Regions from separate parts of the Homo sapiens genome. Here all the other regions are linked to region 1. The links are chromatin loops, found by intact Hi-C in ENCODE. Cell type or tissue: dorsolateral prefrontal cortex. All regions are shown on one strand. Each heading gives the region's core, and the rest is flanking DNA. Links, peaks and the distances in the headings are about the cores only.

Region 1 (5,000 bases), core at 1-5,000:
TGGTTTAATACAAGAAGGAGGCTGGGGTTAACAATTTACTCTTTGTTGCAGATTTTTTTCAGATAGCTTTCAGTCTCAAAACTCACTTTCTACCCAAAGCTATGACAGAGATAGCATGTTTAGCTTCCCTACCTGGTCAAGGATGCCTTCTTTGTTCTAGAACCAAAGTAGGGGCTTTATGAATGGTTGTGCATCCACTTCCAGTAGTAATGGCTATACATTATGGAGCACTTAACTGTGTGGCGGGTACTGCACAGAGTGCTTCATATCTGTTACTCATTTAATCTTCACAATCACTATTTTCCAAGTGAAGCTTAGCAAAGTGAAGAAACTCACAGTTTTTCAGAAAGGGTCACAGTTCAAACCCCATATCTGTCTAACCTCCAGAATACGGGTTATGGGAACTGTGGGTGATTCTAGATAATTCGATTGTGTGGATTGTCATTCTCATTGTAATCTCCTTAAATCTCATTAAAGCTCATTAGCCAACCCAATAAAACCTAGGCTGGCCTTTGCAGTCAGGATGCTAGTAGTGATCAGGTATGCAGGCAAACAGCTGTAGAACCTCCAGACAAGGCTCTCTGTCTGAATATACAGTGTGTTACAGAAACATGATTGACAAATGTAAATATTCCTGAAATAGATTCATCTGAGAGAGAGGCATGCTGCTAATTTGTTAATCAATTGATTTGGTATCCATATCACCCATGCCTGCTGAATTCAGTTTTTCTTTAGAAGGGAGTTAAATAAATAGCACTGAGTTCTCAACCTTTGGCTCCCTGCTCCCTGGGGCAGCCTGTAGACCCCCCTTTTCATTCTGACAGATGAATAGGCAAGTGATCAGTTTTGTCTTTTGGGAGGGTGGAGGGAAGAGGTAGATTCTAGTCTGGCCTCCATGATTTTATACCTCAGATTGCCACATTGGATTTGAGGATCCTCAGATCTCAGTGACATGTTTGAAGAAGATCTCGGATTGGGTTATCTCTCCTATAGTTGACTATTCTCATTTTTCTATGGGTTAATTCTTACTAGTTTTACTTTCAAAGGTAATTTTAACATTTCGGGAAAACTTACATTTGTCCCCTGTATTTAATACGTTAATACGATATTTAAGAACTAGATCCTACTTTGTACAGTATTTCAAGGTATCATGAAATTAATGGTTTTTTGTTTGTTTGTTTGTTTGTTTGTTTGTTTTTTTGAGGCAGGGTCTTACTCTGTCGCCCAGGCTGGAGTGCAGTCGTGTGATCTTGGCACACTGCAACCTCTGCCTCCCGGGTTCAGGTGATTCTCCTGCCTCAGCCTCCTGAGTAGCTGGGACTACAGGTGCCCACCACCACGCCAAGCTAATTTTTGGTATTTTTAGTAGAGACAGGGTTTCACCATATTGGCCAGGCTGGTCTCGAACTCCTGACCTTGTGATCCACCCACCTTGGCCTCCCAAAGTGCTGGGATTACAGGCGTGAGGCACCACACCCAGCCAGTGTGTTCTGAAAGAAATAGTGCTTTGGAAAAATACAGTTTAAAAAAATGCCTTGTAATATGTATGTGCATTATAGAATTATAATTTCATAGCAAAAGCTTCTTGGAAAATATTTGCTGTAGATATTTAGAATTTATTGGGCATTTACTCATTGTCAGGCATTGTGGTAACTACTTGAAATAGCTTATTTAATCTGGATATCATTTTTTGCCCAACACTACGGGTTTGGGAAAAAAGGATGTGCATGATTTCACCCCAGTATATAACTAGAATTTGCAATCAGTCAGGGTAACATACACAAGGTTCACAGTAAATATTTACTGTTTAAATCGACTGATGGGAAAATCAGGAACAGGTAGGGGGAGGAAAGAGACTATGACAGTGGGGGACAGATAAAGAGTCTGGGAGAAGAACCAGGGAAAGCAGCTGAGAACTTTGCCTCAAGAGTAGACCTTGGTGCCATCTTGTGGGTGGATCTGGAAAGGACCAAGCAGATGCACATCAGTTGCTACTAAGATGCCTTGCAGAGCCCCAAATTTCCATGCCACAATGATAGAAAACTGCAAATCAGATAATCAGAACTCTGGTCTAGGAATCAGTGGATCTTAGTGATGGAATCAGTGTCCTGTCCATCAGCAAGTCCTGATCACTCTCTCCAAAACACATCCTAAATCTGTTTATCTCTGTGGCCGGCCCCAGGCCAAGCCACCATCTTCTCTTGTTTGGACTACTGCAGAAGCTTCCTTATTGGCCTTGCCTCTACTCTCATCCTCCCGTAGTTCATTCTCCATTGGCAGCCAAAGACATCTTTTTTAGAAAGAAGAATCAGATTATGTCACTTCTTTGTATAAAACCTTTAAGCGGCTTTTCATGAAATTTAGAATAAAATTCAAATGTCTTGTCCTGCCTTAGAAAACTCTGCATCGTATGACCCCTGCTTAGCTGTAACTTCATCTCATGACCTTCTTTGTATGGCCCCTGCTTAGCTGTAACCTCATCTCTTGACCTTCTTCCTCTTTGTTTCCTCCAGTGTCCCACCTTATTTCCACTGTAGGTCCTGTGCACTAGCTGTTCCTCTGCCTGGTACTCCTTCCTCCACCTCTTGCATGGTTGGCTACTTCCTGTCATTCAGATCTCACCTCCTGCATTGCTGCCTCAGAGGGGCCTTCCTTGACTCTGATTCAGTTACTCTCCATCACATCTTTCCCTGTTGTTAATCAGAGATATTGTCTGTCTTGCTGTCTATTGAATCCTCAATGCCTAGGAGACCATTTGGCACATAGTGGATGTTCAGTAAAGATCTGTCAGAAGGATAAATGCTGTTTTCCAGTTTCTTGATCTTTTTCCAGCTAGATACAGATTACGGCCAGGTTATTTTAGACTTTTCCTAATAGAGCATGAAAAGATCACAGGAATTAAATTCAGACAGAACTGGGTCCCATTCCTGCAACTACTGCTTACCAACTATTTGACCATACTTCTCTGAGTGTCAGCTTCTTCATCAATAAAATGGAGTTAATGAGCTTACCTTGCTCATAAGGTAAGAACTAAATTGGACTTAAATATGATTGGATCCAAAGTATTTACGTGTTAGATACTTTTTTCTATTAAAACTGACTGGACCATGTTGTTATTTGCATTTTCCTCTCCTGCTACCCAAGGGACAGGATTAGGTTCTTTGTACTCCTAGTATCTAGCACTGCACTTGTCTTACAGTAATAGGTGGTCCACAAGTGTCTGGATTTAGACTCTTCCACACCTAAGAACTGGTATCTCCTGACTCTTTCCAGGCTGTGTCCCTTTGATCACATTATTTCTCTTTGTCCAGAGAGAGAAACAGATGGTCACTGGTTGTACATGGAAAGCCTGAAGGGATAGTATGGTTCAGACCAAAATTGGATTTATGTCTTTACTGCAGTTCCTGGGTTTTGTATACAATTAATGTAAATTGACCCCAGGATAACTTTCTGTTTCTAATAAAAGGATGAAGGAAAAAAAGAGATCGATCATATGATTGTTTTGTAGTTCCTAGGACTTAGGCTCTTCGTAAGATTCTTCTTTCTGTTTCTTTTTTTTTTTTTTTTTTTTAAGACAGAGTCTCGCCCTGTCACCCAGGCTGGAGTACAGTGGCTCTGTCTCAGCTCAGTGCAATCTCTGCCTCCCAGGTTCAATCCCTCCTGAGTAGCTGGGATTACAGGCACCCACCACACCTGGCTAATTTTTGTATTTTTAGTAGAGACAGGGTTTTACTATGTTGGCTAGGCTGGTCTTGAGCTCCTGACCTCAGGTGATCTGCCCGCCTCGGCCTCCCAAAGTGCTGGGATTACAGGCGTGAGGCACCACGCCCAGCCATTCTTTCTGTTTCTTAATGGAATAAAGTACCTATGAAATTACTCTGAAAACTACAAGTCCTGTATTACATACATATATTTATGTAATAAGCTGGTATGAGTATAATTTCTAGATAAATGATTGGTTTAAAAAGATTAGCTGTTGACTGCACATTAATTCCAAAATATTTTTTGAATACCATGTACTAGACACTGTTTTGGGTGTTGGGAATATAGTAATGAATAAAGCAGGTAAATCCCTGTTGTTATAGAACTCTGTATTCCAGTGGGAGAAACAGACAAAAAAGAAGATAGATAATAAAATATGTAGTATACCAAATGGTGATTGGGAGCTAAGAAATAAAAACAAAGCAGGCAAGGGATAGGGAGGGTAGAGGGGAGTAGAAATTTTACAGAGGTTGGAATTATATATCTATTTTCTTTCTCACCCACCCCTAATCAAGATTTGTAACATAATAACTTTGCCTTCTAATACCACATCTAAATGATGTTAGATCAGTTAGGCAAACGAAATCAAAACTTCTAATAATTTGTTTCATATATCTGTAAACCATATTTACAAAAAGTTTTACTTTTCAATATTAAAATGCAAATCAACACCATCATATTGTCTGATATCCTAATATTATAACCTTTTTAAATAATCTTAATACATTCACAAATATTTAAAAGTATAAAAGATTAAGAACGTGTATAATTACTGATATCAGCTATTGAACATACTTTTGTTTCTATATTGCTTAAAAATGTCAGTTGCTTTTAAAGCTGAAAGATAAAATCAAAGCTATGCTATTTAAATTTATTTGAAATGATTATTCCCTTGTAAATATTAATGTGAAAAATAAATTATTATTAAGAGGGCTGTGACCTGAAACCTTAGGTCAGTTTGATTATGATTTCCATACATAAAGAAAGGATGGATACAAGAATTCCAGAAGTTCCAGTCCTCTTTTCTAGAGCAGTCAGGAAGTTGTTTACTCTTTGAGGGCCCACTGCTGACGTCTGCTCACTGAGTAATGTCATCAGATTTCCTGGTGGTGGTTATTTTGGGGGGAGCAGTGGCAAGTAGTTGTCCGGCTGTTAGGAGACTCTGCTCCATAGAGGTCCTGAGAGCCGGATATACCCCGTAGACAGGATGTAAGGTTAAATGCAATCTAGTTAAGTAA
Region 2 (5,000 bases), core at 1-5,000, 76 kb after region 1:
CACCTAAATGTTCTCAGATTCATCTCCTGCTGCTGTCCCAGTGAGGCCCCCCGCAATCCTTTCGCATCTGGGCAGTTCCAAACTAGAATTCTTGCCTGCCCTGCCTCCCATGGAATGCCCTTACCCTACTGCCAATGTGATCTTTCTGAAACAGCATACCTGATATTGTCATTCCCAGGAGCAGCTTCCCACCTCCCTCAGGATTTAAACTTTAAACTCTACAGCTCTCCACACTCACCTCAACAATGAGCTCCTCTCATCATTTCTTCTCCTTTGTCCCAGTCACAGGCCACTTTTGGGCCATGCCAAACCACTTTAGTTTCTGAAGCTTCTGCCCTTGACCTGTTGCTCCCTTGACTGGGGCCTAAGATGACTGCAGTCATGCAGGGCCAGGGCAAGTGGCTCCTGGCTGCATTTCCTCCTCTGTATCACGGGACTAGCATTTGGCAGAGAGCAAAGCAGAAGATGACATCTGGCACACACAGGGAGTGAACAAGTGTTCATTCCTCACCTTGAAGGGTAAACCTTCTCAGAACTTTCCGTGCTCCCTCTGGTTCTTATTTCTGTTTTTGTTTTTTGTTTTTTTCCAGAAAAAATCAAATCAGACTGTAGGTAAAATAGGGTGTCCAGAGAAGGGGACTGTTTTCTAAATTATGAAAACAAGTAACAACAGAGGGACATCTGTGTCAATATGGCTCAGCATATAAAGAACCCAATTTTTGCTGTATTGCTTTTAAACTACTCTATAGACAACATACAAATATATATTTAGAGAGCTAACTGAAAACAGTTTATTAGAGCATTTATTGAAATGTCATGGTGGCTCACACCTGTAATCCCAGTACTTTGGGATACCAAGGCAGATGGATCAGGAATTCGAGACCAGCCTAGCCAACATGGTGAAACACCATCTCTACTAAAAATAGAAAAATTAGCTGGGCATGGTGGTGCAGGCCTATAATCCAGCTACTTGAGAGGCTGAGGCAGGAGAATCACTTGAACCCAGGAGGTGGAGGTTGCAGTGAGCCAAGATCATGCTATTGCATTGCAGCCTGGGTGACAGAGCAAGACTCTCGTCTCAAAAAAAAAAAAACATTTATTGAAATGTAATTCACATACCATACTATTTGCGCACTTAAAATTTAAATTATTGAATTTTAATTTAAATCAATTTAAATAAATTTGCAAGGCTGATTTATTAGCTATACATCTCAAGAGTCTGTAGGGTATTTCCAAAAATGATCTTATACTGGGACATAATGTGTTGAACTTCTAAACTTCATAGGCTATATTTTCTAACCACAACACAACAAAATAGAATAACTAATGGTTAAATTTAAAATATCAGCTACAACAAATGAGAAAATATTCTGAATAATTTGGGAATCAACAAAGAAATAAAACCAAAAATGACATTAGTTAGAAAATAACAAAAATGAGAAGCTTATCTGTCAAAACCTATAGAATGAAGCCAATTATATAGTTAAAGGTTTATGTTTTAAATGCCTTAATTACTTTTAAAAGGGAAGAAAAAAAACATGGGAAAAGCAAAATGATAATCCAGTGTGGCTCTTGGAAATAACCAAGAAAATAGGTGAAGTTCTAGCCAAACTAGTTAAGATATAAAGACACAAAAATATACAAATTTACAGCAGAAAATAGAAGTACTGCACACATATGTACTAAATCAAAAGCTTTAAAATAGTTTTAATGGAATGTTTTAAATTAAATTGATGTAAGAAGTAAAAAAACAAAAAAAAAAAACAAAAGAGGCCAATAACATGGAAGTAATTTTAGTAATTTTTAAATTATTATTTAATTTCTTCAAAAGTTGGCTCCTGACCCAGATGGACAGGTGAATTCTTTAGCCCTTTAAGGAATTTTTCCATGTTACATAAAACTTTTCAGAGTCTTGAAAAAGATGGAAAACTTCCAGATCATTTTGTCAAACTCACAAAACTCTGACATCAACCTGACAAAGATAGCACTAAAAGGGGGAAGAAAACTAAATCAATTCCCAGTTAATGTAAGTGGTGCCTATTTTAAATTTTATTTAAAATTGTTTCTCTCCTTTATTAATATTAGTTTATGCTGGTCTAAGTCAATATCTCAGACTAAGGACTTTTTTGGTGATGGGTCTAGAGAAAGACTGGCTGAGGAGGTGACTCCTATCTGTTGAGAACACCTGTATTTTGGTAAGTCCTTAACTTGTGTGAGACTAACAAATATGCAGAAATATAACTGTTTCAGGGTGGAGATAGGAAAACTAGATTTGCTCACGTAGTATGCTTTTCTTAGAAATCTGAAATATTCTTACCTGAAAGTAATAGGGGAGAAAGAAAACTATACAGAAGGCTTCCTTGCCTTCAGTGTCATACCCCAGTTTTTAAAAGCTCTCTTGTTTTCAGGAAACTTTAGATCCAATTGATGAGGTCGCTGCACTCATCGCAGCCACCATTCATGATGTGGATCACCCTGGGAGAACCAACTCCTTCCTGTGTAATGCTGGAAGTGAGCTGGCCATTTTGTACAATGACACTGCTGTGCTGGAGAGCCACCATGCGGCCTTGGCCTTCCAGCTGACCACTGGAGATGATAAATGCAATATATTTAAAAACATGGAGAGGTAAGAACAATGATTGGGAAGTGTGTTGATCCCTCTCTTTCTTTTTTAAACAGCTATATTGAGATATAATTCACATCTTATACAGTTCACCCATTTAAAGTGCACAAAGTATACAGTGGGCCGGACATAGTGGCTCATGCCTATAATCCCAGCACTTTGGGAGGCTGAGACAGGAGAAATCACTTGAGCCCAGGAGTTTGAGACCAGCCTGGGCAACGTAGGGAGACCCTGTCTCTACAAAAGGAAAAAAAAAATTAGCCAGGCTCGGTGGTTGTGTCTGTAGTCCCAGCTACTCGGGAGGCTAAGGTGGGAGGATTGCTTGAGCCCAGGAGGCTGAGGCTGCGGCTGCAGTGAACCGTGATCACACCACTGCACTCCAGCTTGAGCAACAGAGCCTTCCCTGATCTCTCATGCTAAGTTAAACCCTCTAATTATTCAATCCCAGATTTCTTCATAGCACGTATCACATTTCTTATTTAATAATTACTTTTTAATTATTTGCGTAATGTCTGATTAGATTCTTAAGCTCTGTAAGGTCACAAGGGTCATATGTCACTGTGCCCTCGGTGCCCTCAGTGCCACAGTGCTTGGTACATACTAGAGCGAGACCCTGTCTCAAAATAATAATAACATGTACAGTGGTTTTTAGTATATTCATAGTGGTTTTAGTATATTCATAGAGTTGTGCAACTCATAGTATATTCAATTTTAGAATATTACCCCTTCGATAGAACCTCAAATTTATGAGCAGTTCCTTTCCATTCCCCCTCAACTCCCCTAGTCCTAGACAACTACTGTGATCTACTTTCTGTCTCTATAGATTTGCCATTTCTGGACATTTTATGTAAATGGAATCATACACAATATGTGATCTTTTGTAACTAGCTTTTTTCACTTAGCACAATGTTTTTAAGATTCAGCCGCTTTGTGTCTGGATGTTTCAAGGTGAAGTATAATGCTGATATCTTGAGCTCTTAGAGACTCAAAGAAGCAGTCATCTATCTCTCTCCCTGAAGCACTCCACTCTGCCCTCCTGTGCTCAGCATACATCTCCTTGGCATTGTCTCTGTTTACATGTCACTTCCTTGGGGAAGCCTTCCCTGATCTCTCATGCTAAGTTTAACCCTCTAATTATTCAATCCCAGATTTCTTCGTAGCACGTATCACATTTCTTATTTAATAATTATTTTTAATGATTTGTGTAATGTCTGATTAGATTCTTAAGCTCTGTAAGGTCACAAGGGTCATATGTCACTGTGTCCTCAGTGCCACAGTGCTTGGTACATACTAGGAACTTAGTGAATATCAGTTGAAGAAAGAAAAAACATTGTGTCATGAAGAATACTTATTAATATGGATTTTTAAAGAAGAGGATTTTTGATTTTGTAAAACTCCTTTCTGCCATGTTCTAGGATTTCAGAGGTGGAGTTAAAGTAGTTTCTATTCATATTTGCTTATAGTTACATCAGTTATCAATGGAAAACTACATGAGACCCTATTAACTTTCCAGAGAAAGTTTTCTACTCAACTGCAGAAAAGGGATTGAATAGAGACTTTGTTTCATATTCATACCCCTTCAAATTTTGAATTACATGGATTACCCCTTCAAGAAATGAATTTTTTAAAGTACTAAAATAAAAGCAAGGGTTAGAGGTGGAGGTATCAAGTACTCCCTATGATTTCGCAGCTTTCAGAAGATCGGTCCTCACATTCTATGGGCACTAAAATGGTTGGGCCTCAAGACACCTCCATGTGGGGTATATTCTTTCTAACCACAGATTTCTATCTTCATTGACAAGATAAACACTGCAACTATAAGTTTTGCCTATAGCTTTTGGTTTTAACTTCTTTTGAGGTTCTCCTTGCTAACGATCTAGGCACTAACCCCTAACTTCCATGTCTTTTTAAAATGTGCCTTGTGGCTTTCAGTGGCATTAGATTTATAGCTGCAGAGGACACATACCTGGATAACAGATTGTTTTCAGGAGTACCTGTCTGGTCTGGATCAGTAATTTGTAGCAGCCTCTAATTTGTCATCGAAAACAGGAATGATTATCGGACACTGCGCCAGGGGATTATCGACATGGTCTTAGCCACAGAAATGACAAAGCACTTTGAGCATGTCAACAAATTTGTCAACAGCATCAACAAACCCTTGGCAACACTAGAAGAAAATGGGGTAAGGGAAACTTATTGCAAAGAGAACCTGTGTTTGGGGTCCTTGTACTGTTGTGTTATGGAGACACATGGGCTATGATATCAGCCACAGAAGGGTTCCCTCAGTGAGTCTATTAGACTCTTACAGGGACAGAACTAATGGGATACACACACACACACACACACACACACACACACACACACACACACACACAAA
Region 3 (7,283 bases), core at 1,373-6,372, 90 kb before region 1:
GTGAAACCCCTTCGAGAAAAATTAGCTGGGAATGGTGGTGGGCACCTGTAGTCCCAGCTGCTTGGGAGGCTGAGACAGGCTTGAGCCTGGGAGGTGGAGGCTACAGTGAGCCATGACCCACTGCACTCCAGCTCAGGTGACAGAGCGAGACCCTGTCTTAAAAAAAAATAATTAAAAAAAAAAAAAAGAAGGAGTCTGGGGTCCTGATGTCTTTGCAGAGCAAGACTGCCACGACAGCACAAACTTTATGTGAGAGGGGAATAAGTTTCTATCTCCTTTATGTTATTATTTGGGATCTCTTATATGAGCCTGCTAGTAGACAGGAAGAATAAGATAGGTGGCAAGAAGGAGCAGATTTGCCTCTTTCCTGCGGGGATCCTGATGAACAAATGGGAACAAGCTATTATTAACAAAGTGCCCATCATCCCTGCCTGGCACTCCTGGTTCTCTGGTAACATGGGGCTGGTACATTCACCTGGAGTCCTAAATGGGCCCGCTCCTTCTGACAAAGTCTAAATCTGAAACATACCTCCCACTGGCCACCAAGACTTCAGAGAAAAAAGAGAGACTCCTGATACATATCCGAGGGGAAGTGGAAAGAGAGCCAGATGGCCAAACTGCAAAGTTTTCCAATTTAGCTTCATGATGGGAAAACACCAGAGACAGAAGGCAAGGCGAGGCAAGGGAGGCTCACAGCAGTTTCCAGCCTCAGGCTTACAGAAGCAGGAGTCGGCAGAGGTCCATGTGCTGTGTATAACCTTTCAACACACAGTGACCTGATCCACTGGTAAGTGTGGCCCAGTCTACCCACTAAGATCCGTGTTCCCTCCCCTTGAAGAACAGCAAGGAACTAGAACAGGAGCTAGAAGAAGGACAGGCTTCTCAGGTCCCCATCCTGCTCCCCTCCCACCTGCCAAACACTGCAAATTATGTTGAGAGCAAAAAAGAACAAGGAAGAGATGATCCCACAAGGACTGCTTGGAGCAGTTTTCTCATCCTCACACAGGCTGTGTGGCTATCTGCTCTCTATACAGACATCTTTCCTATCTTTCCAAGGTGGGACTCATTTCTCATCTACAAGTAAGAAGGCAGTAACCCACAGATCAAGACTGCCAACCAGATGGACACACGAAATGCTGCTACACACTCTCCTACACGTCAGTAAATTCCTTGCATCCAATGACTCCATGTGCTTCAGTGACGGACCATGAGTGAGCCTGACCAGGCTGGAGATGCCACCACGCAGGTTACTTCCTCCACTCAGCCCCAACTGACAAAGGACACATTTTTATCCCAGCAAAACTTCTGTTTTTCTTTTTCCAAGAAAACAGAAAAGTCGCCGGGCACGGTGGCTTACGCCTGTAATCCCAGCACTTTGGGAGGCCGAGGCAGGAGAATCGCTTGAGCCCGGGAGTTTGAGACCAGCCTGGGCAACATGGTGAAACCAAGTCTCTACAAAAAAATACAAAAAAATTAGCCAGGTGTCGTGGTGCACGTCTGTAGTCCCAGCCACTCCTGGGAGGTCGAGGCTGCAGTGAGCTGTGATCGTGCCACTGCACTCCAGCCTGGAGAACAGAGTGAGACCCCGTCTCAAAAAATAAAAAAAATTTTTAATAATAAAGTATAAAGAAAAGTTATTTAAAGATAGAAAATTCACTTTATAAACAAAAGATTGCTTTTATCCCTTGAAACTTCCTTCCTCAATAAGATTCTTTTCTACTTTTAGAGGAGTCCATTGTTTATATTACCAAACTATTCTTTTCAATGCCATCGCATCAATTAGAAGACAAATAAGCTCCATCAAAGCATACAGCTTTCAAGGGATCTTTTCTTGGGCAGTGCCCAGAGGGCAGATATTTCTAATCTCTAATCCTTTTTGGATCTGGGGCATGTCATTATTTCAGTGTCAGCTGCTCTGAGCCAGAGTGTGGCCCGATGCTGCAGTCTGGGACCAGGGTCCTCCAGGTAGGCCCAGAACCCAGAGGTGAGAAAGTCTAATGGCTGGTATGGAAAAGACAGGGCCTCCTTCTGAAAAGTTCCGTAACTCGGTGAATCATCTTCAATGACTTAAACTGTTAGGAGTCTCAGGAAGTTCATGTCAAGAGCTCTCAACAGCTGGTGGGTTTTATCACTTAGAGGTGTGTCACTGTAATTAATTGATTCCTTTATAACAGTGGAAAGCCTGAGCCAGGTGGCTCACACCTGTAATCCCAGCACTTTGGGAGACTGAGGCTGGAAGATTGCTTTGAGCCCATGAGTTCAAGACCGGCCTGGGCAAGATAGCGAGACCTTGTCTCCACTAAAAATTTAAAAATTAGCCCAGCATGGTGACAAGCACCTGCAGTCCTAGGAGTCTGAGACAGGAGGATTGCTTGAGCTCAGGAATGTGAGGCTACAGTGAGCTGTGATCACACCACTGCACTCCAGCCTGGGTGACAGAGCAAGATGCAGTTTCAAAAATAAATAAGAAAAGTAGAAAAATATAATAGTGAAAGTACTGGAGTTTATGAATGATTTACCTCATTTGTAAAAAATGTATAAATCAGAGGGGTATATTACTTAGGATTCTTTTGGTTGCAAATGACAGACAACAAATCAAATAGCTTAGGAGAAGAGGAATGTATGGGCACCAGGAGGGATGAGGGTGTAGCTGCAGGCAGCTGGGCCTGGGGACTTCATGACTCTAGGGCTCTGCCTACCGCTGAGTTCCTGCTTTTGTTGTGTTTGTGTCTTCCTGCACTGTGACCTCCTTCTACTGAATTGGATTTCTCCATAAGACTGGACCATGGCCATCAGAAAATCATGGGTTCATATATTAGCTTGTTTTCCTGATAGCTAGTTGTGGCAAAGAAAGCAAACCTCCAAGAATGTGATTGATCTGTCAGGGACGTGTGCCCTCCTCCAGACCCATTGTTGAGGCCTAGAAAATGGGATAGGGTGATCAGTGTGGCCTGGCTCTTCTGCCCACCCCTGAAGCAATCACTGTGACCAGGGAGGTAGAAGCTGGCAGCTCCTATTTGAACAGAAAGGGAAGGAGGAGCAGTTTCCCACGAGATCGGGGGTGTTGTTTCCTGATGAAAGCAACCATTCTTTCCATTTATCTATAAAGATTTCAAATGATAGCATATCTTCAAAAATCTGAGATAATAGAAATAATGGAAATGTAGCGCTTGAAATAATTTAGGGAAAAAGGGACTAACGTTTTCTGAATGCTTATTGTGAGACAAGTTATTTGCATATGCTGTCCGTGTAATCCTTAAAAACAAACAAACTATGTGAGGTAGATATTATTATCCCCATTTTACCAACAAGGCAACTGAGACGTGGAGAAGTGAAGTGGTTTGCTCAAGGGCACACAGTTCAGCGGCTGAGCCAGGTTTTGAACCCAGTTCTGTTTGGTTTTAATGCCAGATACTTAACCATTGTAGCACGTTGGCTTCCTCATTGATCTGCCTAGTAAACAGGTATATGATATGTGTAAAATACTTTACATTATTTTTATTTTAATTAATAATACTGAGTCATTGTGGTATTTTTATGACATGGCTGCAAATTTTCTAACACTCCTCCCATGAAGCAGTCAGATCTATGTCCTCTCCCTGTTAATCTGGGCAGGCTTGTGACTGCTTTGAGAAAGACGGCATGGTAGGAATGATGCCATGTGACTTCTGAGGCTGGGTCATGAAAGCCCAGGCAGTTTTGGTCTTGTTCGCTGGGACACTCACTCTTAGCACTCTGACCCACCACAAAGAAAGAGTTCTCCCTGCTCTGTGGCTGCCACGCTGTGAGGAACCCAAGTCATCTGGAGGAGTAACATGTAGGCACCAGGTCAACTGTCCCAGCTGAGCCCAGCCTGCAAGTCATCATAGCCCAAGTGCCAGACACGAGCGAAAAAGCCTCTGGGTGGTTCCAGCCCACAGCCATTCGAATCTTCCCCACTGAGGCCTCAGACATCATGGAACTGAGACAAGCCATCCCCTTTGGTGCCCATCTAAATTCCTGAGACAGTGAATCCGAGAGCATAATGGATGGTAGTGGTTTTATGCAACGGGTTTGGGATGTTTATTCCATAGCAACAGATAACTGGAAGAGCCTCAGAACAGCAATCAAAGATGTCTGACCGTGAAGCATCTGGAATACAAGAAGATGAAACTGAGGAACGCTTTGCATCAGTAAAGTAGCAAAGTCATGATTTTTCCCAATACAGAAGCTCTTGGAACACTCGCGCTGCAGTCTCCCTTCTTCCACCAGGTGGGGTGGATGCATTGGTGGCTGCCTCCACAGCAGTTCCTCACGGAGCAGTGGAAGACTGGGTTTCTTTGGTTCAGCGGGACTGTGGCTGACCCCACCCCAGCTGGGATCCCTGGCTGCGAGGCTGCAGAGCACAGAGCCCCAGGAGGGCTTCGTTTTGGCTGCTGCTGGGAGCCTCTCCCTTTTGTGGGGGAGGTCGGTGCCTCTGAAGGAGGATAGAATCTGAAAACATATTCTCCTGGCAGGCTCTACCATCCCACTGCACTCCTATCAGGGTTGTGGACAGGAGGAGTCACTCTCTGTGTAATGCAGCCCCCTAGGTGCGGCTCAATTTTCCCTCCCATTGGACCTGAGGTAGGGGCATTGACCCCAGCCTTCCTGATCAAGGGATAGGATCCACAGCGAACCCCCAACTTCCTCCTTCCCTCTCCACATTTCCTTTTTCCCTTCCATTCAAATCAAAGTACAACAGATACTTGATTTTTAAAGTCAAATGGTACCATAGTTATATCAGCAACAATAACAGGAAAACATTTCGGTAATTCCCTCCCCATCCCTGACTTCTCCCCTTCAAACTCTTTCAGTCATTTCTGTTACTTACATCCATATTTCTAAGTAATGCATCCATACTGCTATTTTCTCAAATTAGTGATTTTAGATAGTGCCTTTTTACTCCCCATTACAGAAGATGAAGCATTAACTCTTTCATACCACCCCATATTCCATTTGTCCTCCCTTTCTCCTCCCAACATGGTAATATACAACTTTCAGAAAAAGCTGTATTCCATTAATGTGTTTCTGTCTGATTATGGCTATAAGACTTGTGCATTGGTGAGCCATGGAGCATATTATCATTACATTTCCTATCTTGCGCATTTTTCTCTCTCCCTTCCTTCCTTCCTTCCTTCTTTCTCTTCCTTCCTTCCTTTCTTTCTTTCTTTCTTTCTTTCCTTCTTTCTTTCTTTCTTTCTTTGTTTCTCTTTCCTTTTTCTTTCGACAGGGTCTCACTTTGTCACCCAGGCTGGAGTGCAGTGGCACAATCATGGCTCACTGCAGCCTCAACCTCCCAGGCTCAAGAGATCCTCCCACCTCAGCCTCCTGAGTAGCTGGGACTACAGGCGCACACCACCACACCTGACTAATTTTTACTTTTTTTTTTTTTTTTTTAATAGAGATAAGGTCTTCCTGTGTTGCTAAGGCTGATTTCAAACTTCTGAGCTCAAGCAATTTTCCTGCCATGGCCTCCCAAAGTGCTGGGATTACAGACGTGAGCTACTGCACCTGGCCTCTTGCACATCTTGTTCCTTCTGAACATATCACCATAATTCTTCTAATTTAAGACAGTAAGATGTGCCATTTTTTATGTACCACTAAGAAAGAACACTCCCAACTAAACTGTGACACTCCATTGTTTGTAGGATGCATCTCCATATCAGAAATGTTAAAATGTGAAAAATTTATGCATTTTCAAATCCATATACCTTGTTTTTTTGTTTTTGTTGCTTAGATTTCTTTTTAACTGTCATTATTTCTTCCCAAATTTGTTAAGAAAATTATTTTTAATTTTTAAACAACTTTATTGACATATAATGATATACTATAAAATTACCCTATAGTGTAAAATTCAATGGTTTTTAGTATATTTAGTTGTACAGCCCATCACCAGAATCTATTTAAGAATATTGTCATCACCCGAGAAGTCATTCCCCAACTCCATTCTTTTGCACGTAGTTTTTTGTTTGTTTGTTTTGTTTTGTTTTGTTTTTTGAGACAGAGTCTCACTCTGTTGCCCAGACTGGAGTGCAGTGGCGCAGTCTCCACTCACTGCAACCTCTGCCTCCTGGGTTCAAGCGATTCTTGTGCCTCAGCCTCCTGAGTGGCTGGGAGTACAGGCGAACGCCACCACGCCCAGCTAATTTTTGTATTTTTAGTAAAGACAGCATTTTGCCACATTGGCCAGGCTGGTCTCAAACTCCTGGCCTCAAGTGATCCACCCATCTATGCCTCCCAAATTTCTGGGATTACAGGCATGAGCCACCATGCCTGGCCGACAACACTATTCTCTCTGATTGAATTGTTTTGGCACCGTTGTCAAAAATCAATTGACCATAATATGAGGGTTTATTTTTGAGCTCTTAATTCTATTCCATTTATCTGTAGTCTATCCTCATGCCACTACCACACTATTTTGATTACTGTAGCTTTGTAGGAAGGTTTGGAATCAGGAAGTATGAGTCTTCCATCTTTGTTATTCTTTTTAAAGATTGTTTAAGCTATTCTAGTTCCCTTGCATTTCCATATGAATTTTAAAATCACCTCATCAATTTCTGCAAAAAACCCAGCTGAGATTTTGATAGAGATTGCATTGAATATGTAGATCAATTTGAGGGGTACATCCAGTTTAAAATATTAAGTCCTCTGATCCATGAACATGGGATGCCTCTCCGTTTGCTTAGATCTTCTTTAATTTCTTTCAACAATGTTTTGTAGTTTTCATTGTACAAGTCTTGCACTTCATTTATTAAATTTATTCCTAAGTACTTAGAATTTCTGAAGAAAACAGAATTGTTTTCTTCATTTTGTCATTGGATTGCCCATTGTAGAAATATACTTGATTTTTGTATATTGGTCTTATATCCAGAGAAAATTGTTTATATATATAAATCCGCAAGCTCTGAGAGCTATTTTCTATAAGGTCCTATATCTGATTCCCTCTTTTCCCGAGATGTTCCTTCTGGAACCCTGTGTTATCTTATTCCACCTGGTTCTCTTCAGGCCTGCTGCTGCTCAGCTGTCACCCTGGGACTTGCTTACACCTCTCTTGGGTGGATGTCCTATTTTTGGAACCCTTGTCTTTCTCTTTCTTGGGTTATTCCCTCATTTTGGTAGAACACCTGAGAAAGTATACACAAGAGATCAAATTTTGTGAAAAATTGCATATCTGAAAATGTCTTTATTCTACCATCACACTTGGTTAATAGCTTAGTAGGGAATATAATCTAGGTTTGGAAATCACTTCCTCTTACAGTTTT

Evidence for each region. Hi-C counts contacts between places; a loop is a spot of excess contacts. Peaks named below come from ENCODE experiments on the same cell type or tissue, not always from the same donor. Only the 100,000 strongest peaks of a DNase experiment are listed, where the experiment ranks them.
Region 2: it touches region 1 in a loop (4-fold over the local background); 5 of 110 quality-filtered maps call a loop at or near these places.
Region 3: it touches region 1 in a loop (6-fold over the local background); 96 of 110 quality-filtered maps call a loop at or near these places.

Annotation. Positions count from the first base shown.
Region 1 is chr15:85,042,515-85,047,514 of GRCh38, forward strand. The region is part of intron 1 of PDE8A (phosphodiesterase 8A); the gene reads left to right. Among named protein-coding and RNA genes, the nearest start is that of PDE8A, 63 kb to the left of the region's middle. RefSeq lists enhancers at 1,943-2,022, 4,671-4,840. In dorsolateral prefrontal cortex, for the core only: a CTCF peak has its summit at 1,961 (motif pointing left); DNase peaks (open chromatin) are centred at 1,957 and 4,858; H3K4me3 peaks cover 526 bases; H3K27ac peaks cover 5,000 bases.
Region 2 is chr15:85,118,389-85,123,388 of GRCh38, forward strand. PDE8A (phosphodiesterase 8A) reads left to right here. Exons shown (of 22, transcript NM_002605.3): 18 at 2,409-2,626; 19 at 4,673-4,805. Among named protein-coding and RNA genes, the nearest start is that of PDE8A, 140 kb to the left of the region's middle. In dorsolateral prefrontal cortex, for the core only: a CTCF peak has its summit at 2,557; a DNase peak (open chromatin) is centred at 2,533; H3K27ac peaks cover 3,395 bases.
Region 3 is chr15:84,951,267-84,958,549 of GRCh38, forward strand. It overlaps a transcript of SLC28A1 not described here. Among named protein-coding and RNA genes, the nearest start is that of PDE8A, 27 kb to the right of the region's middle. In dorsolateral prefrontal cortex, for the core only: CTCF peaks have their summits at 4,247 and 4,447; a DNase peak (open chromatin) is centred at 4,265; H3K4me3 peaks cover 815 bases; H3K27ac peaks cover 1,016 bases.